Regions from separate parts of the Homo sapiens genome. Here region 1 is linked to region 2. A link is an interaction called in ENCODE POLR2A ChIA-PET data of the cell type or tissue named here. Cell type or tissue: HepG2. All regions are shown on one strand. Links, peaks and the distances in the headings refer to the core of each region. The heading gives the core; the rest is flanking DNA.

Region 1 (11,770 bases), core at 125-8,124, 98 kb after region 2:
GTGCGCAGGTCCCTCCCCTGGTTCCTCACAGGCTGAGTACTATGGGGTCACAATCTTCCCAGACATCGCCTATTGATTGTTAGGCAGGGGCTTTAGGTGTTTTTTCTAGGGTTGTTTTGCAGCATTTTATTGCAACCCACAATGCATTGCAATCCTAGTTAGCTCAGGGGCTCTTTAAGTATTTGACTTATGACCTGAGTAGCTGGGCAGGCTGATAAGAACAGACAAAGCGAGCTATTTTGCAGACTAGTAAACTTTTATCTTAGGCTAAACTTTTTTGGTTTGAGTGAGGGCAACTAAGGCGGTAGGTAAGGGGGAGGAAGGAGAAGGCTGACAAACAGGCATTGGCTATTCAAGCAGGGGCCTAGTATATCCTGGGGTTTTTGTAGTTTGCTGACCTAAGCCTATTCAAGGCACTTTGCCTTGGAAACGGATCACTGTGTACATGATTTCCTTCAATGGGATGTCAGGCACGGTCTGGGAAAAGGAAGCTCAGCCAGGCTCAGGGTACAGCCTCTCAGGGCCCCTAAGGGCAAACAGGCCTAGAGAGAGACAGCCACTTGCCTGAGGACACACAGCAAGCCTGGGCTTCTGGTTCCCACCTCTTTTCTCCTTTGCATTCAGAGCTTCCCTGCCATGGCTTCAAGCGGTACAGGAAAGAGAGAGGGGAGGCCCGGCTGCCCGTGGCCCTAACCCCATCTTTGGGCTTCTGACCAAATTCGTCAGCTTCTCCTTCAGAATAGAGGGAGGGAGGAAGAAAGGGCAAGGTCAACAGTGGAGAACTGATAAAGGGAGGAGGAGGAAAGGTGGGTATCGAAGGAAGGGGGAGCATTGGAGCAAAACAGTAAACTTACCAGTCAGAGGGCATTAGATCAGACACTCCTACAGTCCAGAAGGTTTCCCCCTATCAGGAAGTCCATAGCCCCTTCAAATGACAGGCAAATGTGAATGGCATGGTGTCTGGTTGTCATTCCATTCTTAGCAGGCTCCCTGACCCCACAAGGGTTAGGGGCCCAAAGCAGGTCCAGCCTGTGCATTGGTCCTGGCTCCCCACCCTGACAGGTGGTGGGCTGTGACCGGTGGGGAGGACAGGCTGGGGCAGCGGGGCCCCAGCTGTGCTGACCGTCCCACTGTGACCAGCCCTCGCACCTGTACTCCTCGACCACTGTGCTCAAGTACCAGAAGGGGAACTGCTTTGACTTCAGTACGCTGCTCTGCTCCATGCTTATCGGCTCTGGCTATGATGCTTACTGCGTCAACGGCTACGGCTCGCTGGACCTGTGCCACATGGACCTGACGCGGGAGGTGTGCCCACTCACTGTGAAGCCCAAGGAGGTATGGTCGGGCTTGAGCTGCCCGGGTTTCCCAAAGGATGAACATTCCCGGTGCTGTCGTGCCATCCTTAGAGACGTCCATCACTGCCGCCTCATCCCCAGCCCTGGCCACGCGGACACAGATCCCTCACCACCAGCCCTTCCGCTGCCCTGGAGTTCATATTTCAAACCACCAGTGATTTATGTCCTCGGTGTCTTAACACATCCAGCCCAGTTTTCCAAGCTGGCTGTTCTTCTCTGTCTGTTGTAACTCAGTTTTCAGCTACTATGCTCCCTGCTTGGTAAATTTTATGAATGCCACATAGCTTATATCTTAAGTCAAACGATTCCAAATTTACCCTATGCATTTGATAAAAATCCAGCCAGCCATTTTTATATAAGAAAATAGGCCAGGTGCGGTGGCTCATGCCTGTAATCCCAGCACTTTGGGAGTCCAAGGCGAGCAAATCACTTGAGGTCAGGAGTTCGAGACCAGCCTGGCCAACATGGCGAAACCCTGTCTCTATCAAAAATACAAAAAAATTAGCCACGCATGGTGGCATGTGCCTGTAGTCCCAGTTACTCAGGAGGCTGAGACAGGAGAATCACTTGAAACCCGGGAGGCAAAGGCTGCAGTGAACTGAGATTGCGCCATTGCACTCCAGCCTGGGTGACAGAGCAAGACTCCATCTCAAAAAATAAATAAAAGAAATAAAAAATAACAGACAAGTGAACAGACATTTGGTTCTCAGTCCCACACTCCCGAGGTAAAAAGCCTGCTTTTTTTTTGAGACAGGGTCTCTTCCACTCTGTCACTCAAGCTGGAGTGCAGTGGCATGATCTCGGCCCACTGCAACCTCAACCTCCTGGACTCAAGCCGTCCTCCTGCCTCAGCCTCCCAAGTAGCTGAGACTACAGGCGAGTACCACCACGGCCAGCTAATTTTGTTTGTTTTTTATAGGTTCTCACTATGTTGTCCAGGCTGGTCGTGAACTCCTGGACTCAAGCAATCCTCCCGCCTCAGCCTTCCAAAGTGCTGGGATTATAGGCCTGAGCCACCGTGCCTGGCCCTCAAGGCCCCTTTTTAATAGCAAAAAAAAAAAAAAAAAAAAAAAAAATCACCAACTGTTCAGTGGCTGGTGGCTGTGTTTTTAGATCTGCTCATTAAGATCTCCATAAGGACCACAGGCTGCTACAGACACAAGAAATACTCTGGAATGAATATCAGAATCACAAATGCATCTCTTTACATTTAGAAAATAGTCATGCTACAGACAGAAAATGCTCTTCATGAGGTGGATTAATTCCAGGACTCTGGGATCAGGGTCAGGCTCCTGTGGGTGTCCGCAGCTTGGAGATGGGGATCCAGGGACCTGAGGCATCCAGCAGGATCACTGTGTACCTGGGTTATACCTGGGTGAGCACCCAGGGACCCCAGGGTGGGTGCTCTGGTGGGAGAAGGGCGAGACAGAAGGGGAAGCACAAGAAGAGCCTTGCTCTCTCAGGCCCACCTCCCCAAGAGAAGATGGAGCACGAGCTCCGCCATGGCTTTTGGCTTCAAAAGCCTCTGGCTGGGCACGGTGGCTCATTTTGGGAGGCTGTAATCTCAGCATTTTGGGAGGCTGAGGCAAGTGGACCACTTGAGCGCAGGAGTTCCAGACCAGCCTGGCCAACATGGCAAAACCCCGTCTCTACTAAAAATATAAAAATTAGCTGGGTGTGGTGGTGCATGCCTGTAAACCCAGCTACTCGGGAGGCTGAGCCAGGAGAATCGCTTGAACCTGCAAGGTGGAGGTTGCAGTGAGCTGAGATCGCACCATTGCACTCCAGCCTGGGCAACAGAGGGATACTCTGGCTCCAAAAAAAAAAAAAAAAAAAAAAAGCCTCTGAGCTCCCACCCGGGCATCTCAGCTCTCAGCTCAGCCAAAAGCTTAATGATTAACATTATATCAATAACAAACAGATGCAGAGAACTTTCGGGTTTAAAATCCGCTTTCATGTCCATTGTGCTTGTTGCTCCCCACGATGGCCCAGTGTGGTAGATATTGTCACTTTTATGTTACAGATGAGTATGTTGATGAAATCAAAAGGTAACATAATGTGGCCAAAGTCACACAGCAGGAAAATGGAGACTCAGGGAACTTGAAACGCTGGAGATTCACTATTTCTCCTTCATGACTATCACAGGCCCACCTCTGCAGCCTCTGCAGTGCTCTTTCCTGGGAATACTTCTTGCCACTTAGCACACATTTGTAGACACGCAAGCGTACACACACACACACACACACACACACACACGGTTTCTTCTCCTTCCTGGCCCAGCAAACTGTTAAAGTCAACATATGAGGCCCTCCGATGACAAGATCTGAAAAATCCAACTCCTGACAATTCTCCCCACTTCTGGATCAGACCCAGGTCATGGCTAGGATGGGTGGTGAGGATTGAAGAGGAGAAAGCCACACCTCCTGAGCTCCTGGCCCTGACAGGTACCTCCCTCGGGCATTTTTTCTGTCTTTACTTCTCAGAAAGAGGCTGGGGAGAAAGTTCCTATTATTCTCACACCATGAACCTGAGATTCAGAGAAGTGAGAGGACCTCCCAAGGTCATGGAGCTGGAGCTGCATTTAGAGCCAGAAAGGCCACAGGCTACAGGAGTAGCTGCCATCCCCCGGTCTGAGGGACTGGCTGGGCGGGTCTCACCTCTTGGAGTTGCACATGTAAAGGGGGGATGCAGGGCCACTGACCCTTCCTCTTCTTTTGGGTGACAGACCATCAAGAAGGAGGAAAAGGTGCTGCCTAAGAAGTATACCATCAAACCCCCCAGGGACCTGTGCAGCAGGTTTGAGCAGGAGCAAGAGGTGAAGAAGCAGCAGGAGATCAGAGCCCAGGAGAAGAAGCGGCTGAGGGAGGAGGAGGAGCGCCTCATGGTGGGTCCTCAGCCCTGAATCCCCTGGGCTCAGCTATCGAGAAAGGACTGCTAGGGATGGGAAAAGAGGCATAGGTCATGGAGGGGATGTGTGTATGGACCCCCCAACTAGGTCCACCTCACAATCACCCCCAACCTCTACCTGGCCCTGCAGGAATCTCCCACTGGTGGTCAGCCAGCTTCTCATGATGGACTCCTAACATCAGGGCACTGTACTGCCTGGGGCAGCCCATTCTATGCTAGGCAGCTCTGGTGTCCTCTTTGCTCTAGACTCTTACTGGGGATATACCTGCATACACCCTCCCATCCATTCATCCTCCCATCTCTCCTCCCATCCATCCTCCCATCTCCCCTCCCATCCATCCTCCCATTCGCCAATCCATCCATCCATCCATCCTCCCATCCATCCTCTGATCTCTCCTCCCATTCATCCTCCCATCTGTCCATCTCCCATCCATCCATCCTCCTACCCAACCTTCCATCCATCCATCCTCCCATCCACCCATCCTCCCATCCATCTGTCCTCCCACCCACCTCCCATCCATCCATCCTCCCAACCATCCATTCTCCCATCTCTCCTCCCATCCATCCTTCCATCCATCCATCCTCCCACCCATCCTCCCATCCATCCATCTTCCCATCCATCCATCCATCCTCCCATTTATCCTCCCATCCATCATCCTCCCATCCATCCATCCTCCCATCCACCCTCTGATCTCTCCTCCCATCCATCCTCCCATCCATCCATCCTCCCATCCATCCATCCTCCCATTTCTCCTCCCATCCATCCTCCCATCCATCCATCCTCCCATCTATCCACCCTCCTACCCACTTATTCTCCCATCCATCCATCATCCCACTCATCCTCCCATCCATCCATCCATTCTCCCATCCATCCTCTCATCCATCCATCCTCCCATCCATCCTTCCATCCATCCATCCTCCCACCATCCTCCCATCCATCCATCCTCCCACCATCCTCCCATCCATCCATCCTCCCATCCACCCATCCTCCCATCCATCCATCCTCCCATTTTGCCTCCCATCCATCCATCCTCCCATCCATCCATCCTCTCATCCATGCTTCCATCCATCCATTCTCCCATCTTCCCATCCACCCATCTTCCCATCCACCCATCCTCCCATCCTCTCATCCATCTATCCTCCCATCCACCCATCCTCCCATCCATCCATCCTCCCACCCACCCTCCCATCCGTCCATCCTCCCAACTATCCATCCTCCCATCCATTCTCCCATCCATCCTCCCACCATCCTCTGATCCAGCCATCCTTCCTTCCATTTCTCCTCCAACCCATCCTCCCATCTGTCCATCCTCCCATCCATCCACCCTCCTACCCACTGTTCTCCCATCCATCCATTGTCCCACTCATCCTCCCATCCATCCATCCTCCCATTTCTCCTCCCATCCATCCATCCTCCCATCCATCCGTCCTCTCATCCATGCTTCCATCCATCCATCCTCCCACCCTCCCATCCACCCATCCACCCATCCTCCCATCCTCCCATCCATCCATCCTCCCATCCACCCATCCTCCCATCCGTCCATCCTCCCACCCACCCCCCCATCCGTCCATCCTCCCATCCATTCTCCCATCCATCCTCTCACCATCCTCCGATCCATCCATCCTTCCTTCCATTTCTCCTCCAACCCATCCTCCCATCCGTCCATCCTCCCATCCATCCACCCTCCTACCCACTGTTCTCCCATCCATCCATTGTCTCACTCATCCTCCCATCCATCCATCCTCCCATCCACCCATCCTCCCATCCATCCATCCTCCCATCCACCCATCCTCCCATCCATCCATCCTCCCCTCTCTCCTCCCATGCATCCTCCTATCCATTTTTCCTGCCATCAGTCCTCTCATCCATCCTGCCAGCCATCCTCCTACCCATCTCCCATCTCTTCTTCCAACTCCACACTCCTATCCTTCCTCCAATCCTCTTTCCCCACTCCCTTCTTTCCTTTCCTTCCATAGAGTATTCCTTGAGCTTCTTTTCTGGTCCAGACCTATTTATACATAACAATGAACAACAAGACAGTCACAGTTCTCTCAGAGGGAGGCAGATAAGAAAGGTACTTGGTCTCCCATTTCCTTTCTGTGGATGAAACCTCACCCAAAGTCATAACATATAAAGCCGGTAACCCCCAGATGCCCAGTGCCCCAAAGAGTCCGATTTGTAAACCACAGATCTAGTCAGACTCTCCCATTGTTTTGATTTTACAAATGGGCTCAGTGGTTGGGTGATGGGAGGGGAGATGGGCCGTCACACTCCGGTTGATGGTGCAGTCTACATCAGAACTCAGCTCTCCTGCTGGTTCCCCAGCCCCAGGGAGATGTCTGGGCCCCTGACACTCCTCTTCCAGCCATCTGACTCGTAGTCACCCACCTTTCCTTGGCAGGAAGCGGAGAAGGCAAAGCCGGATGCCCTGCACGGCCTGCGGGTGCACTCCTGGGTCCTTGTGCTATCGGGGAAGCGCGAGGTGCCTGAGAACTTCTTCATCGACCCATTCACAGGACATAGCTACAGCACCCAGGATGAGCACTTCCTGGGCATCGAAAGCCTGTGGAACCACAAGAACTACTGGATCAACATGCAGGATTGCTGGAACTGCTGCAAGGTGCCTAGGGAGGGGGAGCTGGGTGGGTGTGGCAGGCACAGTGCAGGTGATAGGAATAGAGGGAAGCAATGGCAGCCAGACCTTGGGGAGAGCGAGACACCAGGCCACGAGGGCTTTGAACCTTCTCCATAGCTGCGTCTCCATGGCCCACTCCCTTGCCCATGAATAACCATTCTGATACGATTATTGTCTCTCCTGATTTGTGTATCCTTCTAAAGTGTGGATTGTTTGAATGCATTTTTTAAAAACTCTATATTGAAGTGTAACCTACATGCAGAAAAGTACACTCATCCCATGCATACATACAGTTCAGTGAAATCCCACAAATTTAACACACCTTGGTTTCCTACACCCAGACCAAGAAATAGAATATTGCCCAAACCCCACAAAGTCCCTTTGCACAATTACTATCTTCCTCCAAATGTATTTTTAACTCACGTATGTGGCACTGGTACACACACGCGCCTACAAGAGGGTACAGAGGAGGTCACAATCCTAAGTGTACATACCATTGAATTATCACACACTGAACACACCTGTGTAGCCAGGACCATTAGAAGCCCCCTCATGTCTCCTCCTGGCCACCAACCCTACCATCGTCCCCAGAGTTAAGCACTATCTTGACTTCTAACGACATCCATTAGTTTCATCTGTTTTTGGAGTTTACATCAGTTGAATCACACAGTGATTCAATACTCTTACTCTTGGATTCCTTCACTCATTATGTTTATGAAATTCATTGTGGTTTTTTGTGTGGTTTGTTCATTTTCATTTTTTATTACTTTCCATTATTTGAATACACCAGAACTTATTTGTCCTTTCTACAGTTGCACATTGAGACTGTGTCCAGTTTGGGACTATTTTGAATAATGCCGCCATGAATATTTGTATACATATATTTCAGTGAACACATACACACATTTCTGTTGGGTAACTACTGAGGGGTGGAATCGCTGAGTCACAGGGTGGGCACATACTCAGTTTTAGTAGATACTGCCCGATTTCTCAAGTGATTGCATCCATTTACACTCCCACCAGCAATGTATGAGGGTTCTCAGAGCTCCATCCACATCCTTGCCAATACTGGATACTTTCTTTTCCATTTTAGCTATTGTAGTGGACATGTAATGGTATTGCACTGTGGTTTTATTTAATGCAATTGATTTTTGGCTGAGTGTGGGGGCTCACACCTGTAATCCCAGCACTTTGGGAGGCTGAGGAGGGTGGATCATTTGAAGTCAGGAATTCAAGACCAGCCTGGCCAACATGGTGAAACCCCGTCTCTACTAAAAATACAAAAAATAGCCAAGTGTGGTGGTGGGCACCTGTAATCCCAGCTACTTGGGAGGCTGAGGCAGAAGAATTGCTTGAATCTGGGAGGCGGAGGTTGTAGTGAGCCTATATTGCGTCACTGCACTCCAGCCTGGGCGACAAAGCAAGACTCTGTCTCAAAAAAAAAAAAAAAAAGCAATTGCTTTTTGCAAACTGTTCACATATCCAGTAAGTTTTAAACCTGCTTATTCATTTTAAAAATTAATCTGTAAAGACTTTGGGGTTTTCTGCATATACAATCAGTTCTATAGCTGAATGATGGCCGTTTTGTTTCTTCATTTTTAATCCTTATACTTTTTCATTTCTTTTTCTTGTTTTATTTCTCTGGTTAGTACATCCAGTATAATGTCAAATTGAAGTGGGGATTCTGAACATCCTTGTCTCAGTCCTGATTCACAAGTAACGCCTTAGTATCATAACATTTCACTATTTGTGTGATGTTTATCTTGACTGTAGGGTTTTTATAGCTAGCTACCCTTTATTTAACTAAGGGATTTCTTTCTCAGTTCACTAGCAGGTTTTTTTTTAATCAAACAAAATTTGTTTATATCAAATGTTTTTTTCATCTATTAAATGATCATAATTTTTTCTTCTATTAAGTGGTAAATTAGACTGATTGTGTTCCCCCCTTTTTAAAATTGAGGTGTAATTGACATAACATAAATCCACTAAAGTGCACAAGTTAGTGGCTTTTAGTATATTTACAAGATTGTGCAACTATCACCACTATCTAATTCCAGAATTTTTTCATCACCCCAAAAGAAGATTTTTATTTTTGAGACAGGGTCTTCCTTTGTTGACCAGGCTGGAGTGCAGTGATGCAATCACGGCTCACTGCAACCTCTGGACTCAAGCAATTCTTCCACCTCAGCCTCCCGAGTAGCTGGGACTACAGACTGCAGGCATGTGCCACTATGCCCAGCTAATTTTTGTATTTTTTATAGAGACAAAAAATGGGTTTTGCAATGTTGCCCAGGTTGGTCTCAAGCAAGCCACCCACCTTGGCCTCCAAAAGTGCTGGGATTACAGGCTTGAACCACTGTCCCGGGCCCCAAAAAGAAGATTGTGGTTGAGATTATACTGGATCCATAGATCAATTGAGAGAGAACCGTTTTCTTAACAATATTGAATTTTTCACCCATGAACCATGGTATCTCTCTTCAGTTATTTAAGTCTTTTAAAATTTCTATCAGCAACATTTTGTAGGTTTCAGTGTACAGTTCTTGCACATCTTTTGTCAGATTTATTCCTAAATATTTCGCTTTTTGATGCTATGATTTTTTTAAATTTCACCTTCTGACTATTCTTTGTTAGTGAATAGAAATGCAGTTGATTTTTACATATTGATCTTCTATCCTGAAATCTTCCCAAATTCACTTATTTGCCCTAATAGCCTTTGCGTGGATTCCATCAATGTTTATACAGATAATTATGTTATCTGTGAATAAAAACAGTTTTACTTCTTTTCCCATCTGGATGCTTTTCTTCCCTTATCACACTGGCTGGAATCATCAGTAAATGTTAAACAGAAGTGATGAAAGCAAACCTGTTTATTCCTGATCTTACGGAGAGCATTTAGTCTGATACCATTAAGTATAGTATTAGCCACAGGTTTCTCTTATTGGTTCCCATTATCAAATAAAGGAAGTTTTTCTCCAGTCCTAGTTTGCTGAGAGTTTTTTCAGAAATAGATGCTAGATTTTTGTCAAATACTTTTTCTGAGTCTATTGAGATTATTATGATTTTTCTTTTTTAGTTTATCTACATGGTAAGTTACTTGGATTGATTTTGAATGTTAGACTAACCATGGTTTTCCTGGGATAAACCTCATTTCATTGTGATGGTTAAATCTTTTATATATTATTGGTGTTGAACTGAAAATTTTGCTTAGAATTTCTGTATCTTTGTTGAAGAGAGATATTGTTCTGTAGTTTTCTTAGAATATATTTGCCAGGTTTTGGTATCACAGTAATGCTGGCCTCATGGAATGAGTTGGGAAGTTTCCCTTTTCTTCAGTTTTCTGGATGAGTTTCTGTAGAATTGGCATGATTTCCTTTGTACGTTTGCTGGACTTCACAAGTGAAGCCATCTGGGGCTGGAATTTTCTTTGTGGAAGGATTTTAAGGTACAAATTCAATAGGAAGACTCAAGCTGTTTTTGAGTGAGGTTTGGTGTTTGTATCTTTCAAGAAATTTGTCCATTTCATTTGTTTTCAAATTTATTGTTATGAAAGTGTTCAAAATAGCTCCTTATTTTCCTTCTAATATGTTAAAGTCTTTAGTGACATTACCCCATTCATTCTTAATATTGGTAGTTTGTGTGTTCTCTCTTTTGCTCCTGATCAATCTGGTTAGAGGTTTATCAATTTTGTTGCTCTTGATGCAGGGGCAGGCCCCAAAATCAGGGCTTTGCCAGTGAGGATTCGTGGCTTTTTCCAGGAAAGAATTCAAGGGCAAGCTGGTGGTGTTAGAGGCAACTTTACTTGAAGTGGCAGCGTACGGCAGCAGCAGATGGACTGCTCCTTGTGGAGCAGGGCTACCCCATAGGCAGTGTGCCCAGATTGTAACCACCCAAGGGGTTCACCTTGCCAGCTGCCTAGACAGAGCTGATTCAAGACTGGGGAATTGCAATAGAGAAAGAGTAATTCACGCAGAGCAGGCTGTGTAGGAGACCAGAGTTTTGTTATTACTCAAATCAGTCTCCCAGAGCATTCGTGCATTCAGGGAGCAGAGTTTTTAGGGACAACTTGGTGGGTTGGGGGATGCCAGGGAACCAGGAGTGCTGATTGGTCAGAGATGAAATCACAGAAAGTCAAAGCTGTCTTCTTGCACCAAGTCGGTTCCTGGGTGGGGCTCACAAGATCAGATGAGCCAGTTTATCCATCTGGTGGTGCCATCTGATCCATCAAGTGTAGGGCCTGCAAAATATCTCAAGCACTGATCTTAGGAGCAGTTTAGGGAGGGTCAGAATCTTGTAGCCTCCAGCTGCATGACTCCTAAACCATAATTTCTAATCTTGTAGCTAATCTAGTCCCTAAGCAAGAAGGAGGTCTGCTTTGGGAAAGGGCTGTTATTGCCTTTGTTTTAAACTATAATAAACTAAGTTTCTCCCAAAGTTAGTTCAGCCTTCACCTAGGAATGAACAAGGACAGCTTGGAGGTTAGAAGCAAGATGGAGTCGATTGAGATCTCTTTCAGTGTCTTAGTCATAATTGTGCAAAGGCGGTTTCAAGAGTAGCGGCTCAGAGGCAGTTCCACAGTCACATTTATATCCACTTTAATCATATGCAAATTAAGGGGCAGATTATGCAGAAATTTCTAGAAATAGAGTGGTAACCTCTGGTTCACTTTGTCATTGCCATGGAAAGGTGTAATTTCTGGGTGTTGCCTTGGCCCCGTTTTAGCTAGTCCTCAATTTGGTCCAGTGTCTGAGCCCCCAGCTTGGAAGTCAAGTCCCACCTTCTGGTCAGTAAGTCCCACCTTATTGTCAATAAACCAGTTTTTGGTTTTGTGGTTTTTCTCCGTTGTTTTTGTTTTCTATCTCATTGATGTCCACT
Region 2 (8,000 bases), core at 1-8,000:
ATCATAAAGGAAGACTACATCTAACTATATAAAAATGCAAAACTTTTCTATGACCAATGACACCAAGAATTTAGCTAAAAGCATGCAGAAGATCCTGGGAAAATATTTGGCTCATATGTATTAAAGAATTAAGGTTTCTAATATGCAAAGAGGTCCTATGAATCAGTAAGAAAGTGGCAAAAAGCCCAATTAAAAATGTGTAAAGCAGGTGCCCTGCGTTGCCCAGACTAGCGACAATATAGTCAGGATGGCTAAAGATGACCCCCAAGAAACCAAAAGGTGAGATGTCTGCTTATGCCTTCTTTATGCAGACATGCAGAGAAGAATGCAAGAAGAAAAACCCAGAGGTTCTTGTCAATTTCACAGAAATTTCCAAGAAGTGCTCTGAGAGGCGGAAGACAATGTGTGGAAAAGAGAAGTCTAAGCCTGACGAAATGACCGAGGTGGATGAAGTACTCTATGATTGGGAAATAAAGAATTACGGACCAGCTAAGGGAGGCAAGAAGAAGGACCCTAAAGCCCCCAAAAGGCTACCATCTGGATTCTTCCTGTTCTGTTCAGAATTCTGCCCCGAGGACAAATCCACAAACCCTGGCATCTCTATTGGAGATGTGGCAAAAAGGCTGAGTGAGATATGGAATAACTTGAGTGACAGTGCAAAGCTGCCTGACATCACTACGGCAGCAAGCTGAAGAAGTGTGAGAAGGGTGTTGCTGACTCGAAGTCTGAAGGAAAGTTCGATGGTGCAAAAGTTAAAGTTGCCTGGAAAAAGGTAGACAAGGAAGAGGAGGAGGAGGAGGAGGAATTAAAAAACCTGTTTATCCATCTCCTTGTCAATATCTTAGAGCAGAGGAGTGTCATAATTCAGGGGTCCCCAACCCCCGGTCCATGGACCAGTACTCGTCTGTGGTCCATTAGGAGCCAGGCGTCACAGGAGGAGGTGAGCGGCAGGCGAGCAAGTATTACCACCTGAGCCTCCTGTCGGATCAGCGGTGGCATTAGATTCTGAACCCTGTTGTAAACTGCACATGAGAGGGATCTAGGCTGAGTGCTCTTTAGGAGAATCTAAATAATGCCTGATGATCTGAAGTGGAACCGTTTCATCCCAAAACTATCCCCCCCTTGCCCCCACCCTTGACCCCCGTCCGTGGAAAATTTTCTTCCATGAAACCGGTCCCTGGTGCCAAAAAGGTTGGGGACCGCGTTGTAATTGACTCATCTCTCATTTGAGAAATATCTGTTGCCCTCATTAGTTTTAATTACAAAATTTGATCACGATCATATTGCAGTCTCTCAGAGTGCTCTAGAAATTGTCAGTGGTTTACATAAAGTGGCCGTGGGTGTCCAGAGCACCCTGAAACTGTATCAAAGTTGTACATAATTCCAAACCTTTGTTTGTTTGTTTTTTGAGACACAGTCTCGCTCTGTCGCCCAAGCTGGTGTGCAGTGGTATGATCTCAGCTCACTGCGGCCTCCACCTCCTGGGCTCAGGCGAGTCTCCCACTTCAGCCTCCCCAGTAGCTGGGATTACAGGTGCATGCCACCATACATGGCTAATTTTTTTATTTTTTGTAGAGATGGCATTTCACCATGTCACCTAGGTTGGTCTTGAACTCCTGGGCTCAAGCCATTCGCCATTCGCTGGCCTTGGCCTCCCCAAGTGCTGGGATTACAGGCATGAGCCACCATGCCCAGCCTCCGAACATTTTAAAATGAAAACGCCCTCTCATATTCTCACTCTGTGCACTTTGCTGTTGGTGTGACAGGGCATTTAAAGATGTTTCTGGGCCGGGTGTGGTGGCTCACGCCTGTAATCCCAGCACTTTGGGAGGCCGAGGTGGGCGGATCACCTGAGGTCAGGAGTTCGAGACCAGCCTGGCCAACATGGCGAAACCCTGTCTCTACTAAAAATACAAAGATTAGCCGGGAATGGTGGCGCATGCCTATAATCCCAGCTACTTGAGACGCTGAGGCAGGAGAATCGCTTGAGCCCAGGAGGCGGAGCTTGCAGTGAGCCGAGATCACGCCACTGCACTCCGGACTGGGGAACAGAGTGAGACTCCGTCTCAAAACAAAACAAAACAAAACAAAACAAACAAAGAAACCATGTTTCTGGCATTTTTATAATTTGTAAGATGGTGTTAACTATATGGTTATTGGCTAGAAATCCTGAGTTATCAACTGTATATGTCCATAGTTTGTAAAAAGAATAAAACAACTGAGGCAAGCTCTTGATGCTTCTTGTCTGGCATTGAGGCTGTGGGGAAGGTGCCTTTTGGAGGGGCCATAGCTGAGGGCATGCACCGTGACGCTGGACCGGTTCACTGTGCAGTGGGCATTCATTTAGCTTCAAGTTGTCTTGTTTCTGTATGTGGTGACAGCTTTCTGCTGCCATTCTTAGCTAAAGGCAAAGATGGGGGGGTCAGCTGGCATGAGAAGTGTTTAGTTTTTGTTTTGTTTTTTAGTTAAGTGTGGTGGTTTTTAAACTGTAGAACTCTTCATTGTCACTAAAGCAAAGAGTCACTGCAATGAAAATTCAGGAACCTTCTGTCCTTAAACACGATTTGCAACATTCTGTTATTTTTTTTGTATGTTTAGAATGCTGAAATGTTTTTGAAGTTAAATAAACAGTATTACTTTTTTTTAAGTTGGATAAAGGATATAAACATTTGTTTCACAGGAGAAGAAAGAAAAATGGATGATGAAGTTATGAAAAGATGCTCGGTTCCACTCAGAATTACAATAGGCACACTAAAACAATTTTTTGCCCATCTAGAGAGATCACCTCCACATTGGAATGGATATGGTGGGACTCTAAATTGGTACTACTTTTTAAGGGGGCAATTTAGCAGTGTCTATACCTTTTTTTTTTTTTTTTTGACAGGGTCTTGCTCTGTCACCCAGGCTGAAATGCAGTGGTGCCATCATGCTCACTGCAGCCTTGACCTCCCCGGCTCAAGTATCTGTACAATTTTTAATTGCACAATTCTATAACCTAGTAATCCCTCTTTTAGGTATCTTTCCTTTAGAAATAGCCACACATGTGCCAAAATATATATGTTAATTACTGCAAAGTGTATTACACTAAAAAATAGGACCCCTTAATTTCCTTCAATAGAGGGTTATGGCTAAATAATTTTACATTCTATGCAATGGAATTCTTGTACTAATGAAAAAGAATGAGATGGAACTATACATTCTAAGCAGAAATGATATCCATTATAACTTGGCAAGAGAAAGAAAAGCGAGTTGCAAACACTGTGTATAGCATACTAATTCTATTTTTGTAAAACAATTGCATATATGAGTTACAGGGATATATAATAATCATGTCTCACAATTACTGAATGTTTACTGTGTAAACCAGGAGCATTGAATTATTATTACTCCCATTCTACATATGAGAAAACAGGAACAGAGTGGTTAAGTAATTTGCCCAAGGCGGCACAGCTGGTAAGTTACAGAGCAAGGATTTGAACTCTGGCAGCCCAACTCCACAGTCTGAGCACTTAACCCTATACATGGCCTTATAGGCCAAAAATACTTCTGTTAACAGGGATGACCTGGAAAATCAAGAGTGGAGGGGCAGAGTCACTTTTTAATAAATACTTCTAAATAGACATTAAAAAACACGAACTGGTAAAAAGGACTTATAGTGAAAAGCCCATTTCCTGCAAGCCCCCTCCCCAGAGGCAACCACTTCTAATAGTTCGAGCTCATGTGGCAGTTACCTCCAGAGCCATAAATAACATGCTTCTACTGCCATTTCCTGATTTATTAACCTTGGACATTATCTGTTGACTTCTGCAAACACTCAGAAAAGGAAAAATCAGCTTACCTTTTTTCTCCTTTCTTCTTGTTATGTTGCTTCTTGATAACAGGGCTGTTTGCTGCCACTGGCTCTGGTCTAGACCCTGGGCTGGACACTCGACTGCACAGTTGCCAAGACTAGGCCCACTGAGGTTCAAGACAAAAAAAGGACTTGCCCAAAGTCACTGTGAGTTGGTGTTGGAGGTGGCACCCGGCTCCTGGTCTGCATGGCTCCAGGGCCGGGCTGTCTCTGTGATACCCTTTGGCCCACCCTGAGAGTGACTCTTGTGCCACCCCTGGCCCACGCGGGCCTCTCTCACTCTGGCAGAGGCTTAGCATGGCTGGGGTGGGTGGCCCTGGCTGGGTTCCTGCTGAGGGCTGGCTGAGGCCTCCTGCTCAGGCAGGGGCAGGCATATTTGCAGAGCAGCAGGTGCAGCCTCCCAGTGTTTGGCCAGCCAAGGGTTTTATTCTCCAACACTGCCAGACCTAGACTTTGACCCTCAGGGACTTCTACACAGCTGGCCTTCCAGATCACTGCCCCCATAGCCTCTATATCTCCAGGGGAAAGGCTGAGCCAGTGGCTGAGACTGGCAAAGTGCCGAGCACCAGATACCCAGGACCCTTAGGGCGAAACCACCAGACTCACATGCCCCAACCCTGCAGTCGCCTGGGGCCATCGGGCGGGTGTGGGGGTGGGGGTGTATAGGGGTAGAAGGAGCTTTAAAAAATTACCAGTGCTGGCCAGGCATGGTGGCTCATGCCTGTTATCCCAGCACTTTGGGAGGAATAGGCGGGCGGATCACTTCAGGTCAGGAGTTTGAGACCAGCATGGTCAACATGGTGAAACCCTGTCTCTACTGAAAATACAAAAATTAGCCAGGCGTGGTGGCGCATGCCTGTAATCCCAGCTACTCGGGAAGCTGAGGCAGGAGAATCACTGGAACTTGGGAAGCGGAGGTTGCAGTGAGCTGAGATGGCACCATTGCGCTCCAGCCTGGGTGACAGAGCGAGACTCCATCTCAAAAAAAAAAAAGGATGTCCTGAAGGCCTCTTCAGCCCAGAGAGACATGGGCTTGCGGGCTGGGGGCAGACAACAAAGAAACACGGGGTTGGGGTGCAAGCCTGGGACTTGTAGGGGCCCCTAGCAGTGAAGAAAGGCTTTGCCTAGCACACGGTGGCCCCTGAGAGGATGCGGGTGGCACCGTCCCCACCCTTGTAGTCCCTTTTCCCAGACATGAGCTCCTGGCAGCTTTATTTGGGGTAGAAGAAGGGTCCTATTTATGCTGTGTCTGCATTTAGAGAGGCTGTTCACTCATTAAGTTACAGACTCTCCACCTTTCTGAACCTTGGTCTCCCCATCTGTAAAATAGGTATATGGTCAGGAATGGGGGTGGGAATTGAGGATTGTGGGAGCCTTCTGGCTTTAAAATTATGAGCCCTGAGGAAGATCCCTGAAAGAGCCTGTGCTAGGTAGGTTATGACTTTGGCTGCTGTAACAAACTCAAGAGTAAGAACCCATATAAACAAGAAGCCGTTTACTTCCATCCCATGCGAGGGACCAGGCTGCACGGTGGCTGTGGTGGCTCCTGGACTTTGGGCACTCATACCCCTTCCCTTTTTGCTCCTCCAAAAGGGTGCACCTCTTTTTTTTTTTTTAAGAGCATGATGCAAGATTTGCAGACTTTACTGATGGCTGCATCCTATTGTTCAGAACTTGGTCATGTGGCCACCCAGTTCCAAGGAATGTTAGGTAATAATGTCTTTATTGTAGGGGGCCATGAACCCAGCGAAAATATGGGGTTCTATTGGTATAGAAAGGGGAGGTGGATATTGAGGAACACTTACAGCTTCTGACATGGAATCTAGAGGTTGCTTGCTGGAGGCCCCGAGGGTGAGATCTAGCCTTAGATAGGCTTTGTTTGGCTTATGACAGGCTTTAAATCCATTTGAATTCATCCCCAACTTATAACAATTAAGATTTTCACATTAATTTCAAATTTCTGGCTTCCTTGAAAAAACTGAAGGATCAGGCCACATGGGGCTCATATTTCCTCAAGTGACAGTTCACTGGAGCTGGGCAGTGCTCCCCAGCGTGGCCCATACTCTCCAGTTCACCCCAGGTCCCCCCACTCCCTATTGTCTCCCACCCTGCCCCCTTCCTGCTCTCATTAGCTTTGCAGCCTGGCCGCTGTGGGCACTGTAGTTTGTGACTCTTGGCCCAGCATAGCCACCAGCTTCTATAAACAAGGAAATTGAGGCACAGAGAAAAAAAGAGACTTGCCCAAGGTCACCCGGTGAGCCTGGACAGAGCTGGGACTGCAGCTGCCGCCTGCACACTCAGCCTCAGCGTATTTTCTGCCGCACTGGTCACTTGAGGATCACCTGGGTGCCCATGTACTCAGGAGAAAGGATGGCCCAATGGTTAAGCCATTAGGTGCTGGAATCTGATGGGTCTGGGTTTGAATTTTGGCTCTGTCACTTTTCAGGGCAAGTAACATCAGCTCTCTGAGCCTTATTCTTTTTCTTTTTTTCTTCCTTTCTTTTTTTTTTTTTTTTCCTTTTTTGGACAACGAAATGGGATAATAATAGAGATTGCCTAATAGAATCACATGAAGATTAAAGTGAGGTGCAGGGCCATTGGCACTGACGGTGGGCACCTCCTTAAATGTTACACCCTAAGTATTTTGCTCATTCCAGCCTGCACAAGAAATCCTAATTCCTGGGACAGGAATTCAGAGACAAGTGGAAAAGCAGAGGGCTTTATCCCCATGCAACTGGGGGATGTGGCTGACCCTTCTGTGCGATGCAGCTCGGTTTCCTCCCTGTGGGGCCACAGCAGCCCCAAATTGCTGAGATCAGTCTGCATGGCAAATAGAATCTGTGTCAAGCTGCAGAGGTGGACCTGAGCCATTCTGTGTCGGGCTGTGCCGGAAACAAAAACACCTTCTCTGTCTTAGGAGCTGCGCCCACCTGCCCTCTCTTTCTTCAGCAGCCAGAGCTGCCTGCTCGGGTGTTAGTTCTGGCATGACTTGGCGTAACCTCAGGGAGGCACCACTGCGTCTCCTGTCAGCTCTTCTAAAGCTATGCCTCCGAGTATGGCGTGCTTTGGGGCCAGCTGTGACAGCTGGGGAGCAGCCCTATGCACCCCCACTACAGTCCAACATTTGGTTTCAGATTCTATTTATATACATTATGTACCTAGATACTTGTGGGTTTGATTTGGTTTTGTTTTGATTGCACAAATAACATTAGAACAGCTATAATGGAAACAATTCTAAAATGGAAAAAAAAAAAGGCACGCACAATGCTATCAGTTGGCTCGGCTTCCTAAAAGCACTGCTTAAGTGCTGGCAATAAGCCCCGCACTGTGCTGTCTATGGTTGATCTCACTAAAGCTGCACAACCACCCAGTGAGGAAGAAACCTGTCACAGATGGAGAAACTGAGGCACCAAGGGGCAGGTCGCCTCCTCAAGGTCACACAGTGAGGACTGGAATCCACCTCCAGGGTCCTGTGCTTGCCACCTCCTCAGGGCTGCCTCTTCTTGCCTGTCATCCCTGCCACCTCTCAGCTTGACCTGGAAGCATCAATTTGACATCACTGTTCACTCTGTGCAGAGCTTTTCCAAGTGGCCCCTGGGTAGCAGCCCTGTCTTTGAGTGGGGAAACAGGTCCCTGAGACAGGTGGAGACATTGCCTTTGTTTTCTGCTTATTTCACTGAATTTTGTATTACAGTCATCCCCCAATACCTGTGGGGGACCAAATTGTAGGATGCTCATGTCCCTCAGTCATGCCCCCAACGACTTGTGCAGAGGGCCAACTGTATAAGCGTTTTCCTTTTGTTGTGACCATATGACCATGAGCTGGGGGGTGACCAGCTCTCTCAGTTTACTGGAACTGAGAGGTTTCCCAGGAGGCAGAGCTTTCAGTGCTAAGCAGAGACAGTCCCCGGCAAAATGAGATGGTTGGTGACCCCAGAGGACAAACCTGGGTTGTGCTTTCTGAGCCATCTCCTGGTGCTGAGCACTTGGACCGCTTCAGCTCTCCACGGGTCAGGCTGGACAGCCCTGTGACCACAGCTTGTCACTGGAGTGTCTTTTCTTCAGGGCCCCTCTTGAGTAGGAGGAGACCAGGCTTTGAAGGTTCCTGAGAGGAGATGTACGGGACCTGAATACAGCTTTCCTGACCTGC

The links. ChIA-PET counts read pairs that join two places held together with the same protein. Peaks named below come from ENCODE experiments on the same cell type or tissue, not always from the same donor. Only the 100,000 strongest peaks of a DNase experiment are listed, where the experiment ranks them.
Region 1: POLR2A ChIA-PET joins it to region 2 with 10 read pairs; 3 of 35 experiments call an interaction of 5 or more read pairs at or near these places.

The regions. Positions count from the first base shown.
Region 1 is chr16:57,700,796-57,712,565 of GRCh38, forward strand. It overlaps DRC7 (dynein regulatory complex subunit 7), which reads left to right. Exons shown (of 19, transcript NM_001289162.2): 6 at 1,141-1,335; 7 at 4,081-4,239; 8 at 6,665-6,883. Among named protein-coding and RNA genes, the nearest start is that of DRC7, 12 kb to the left of the region's middle. In HepG2, for the core only: no CTCF peak of the experiment used is centred there; DNase peaks (open chromatin) are centred at 306, 3,296 and 3,676; H3K4me3 peaks cover 1,604 bases.
Region 2 is chr16:57,602,890-57,610,889 of GRCh38, forward strand. LOC105371291 (a long non-coding RNA gene) reads right to left here and starts at 4,133. Exons shown (of 4, transcript XR_933627.4): 1 at 3,839-4,133. It also overlaps the pseudogene HMGB3P32. RefSeq lists an enhancer at 6,958-7,057. In HepG2, for the core only: a CTCF peak has its summit at 6,857; a DNase peak (open chromatin) is centred at 4,282; H3K4me3 peaks cover 922 bases; H3K27me3 peaks cover 852 bases.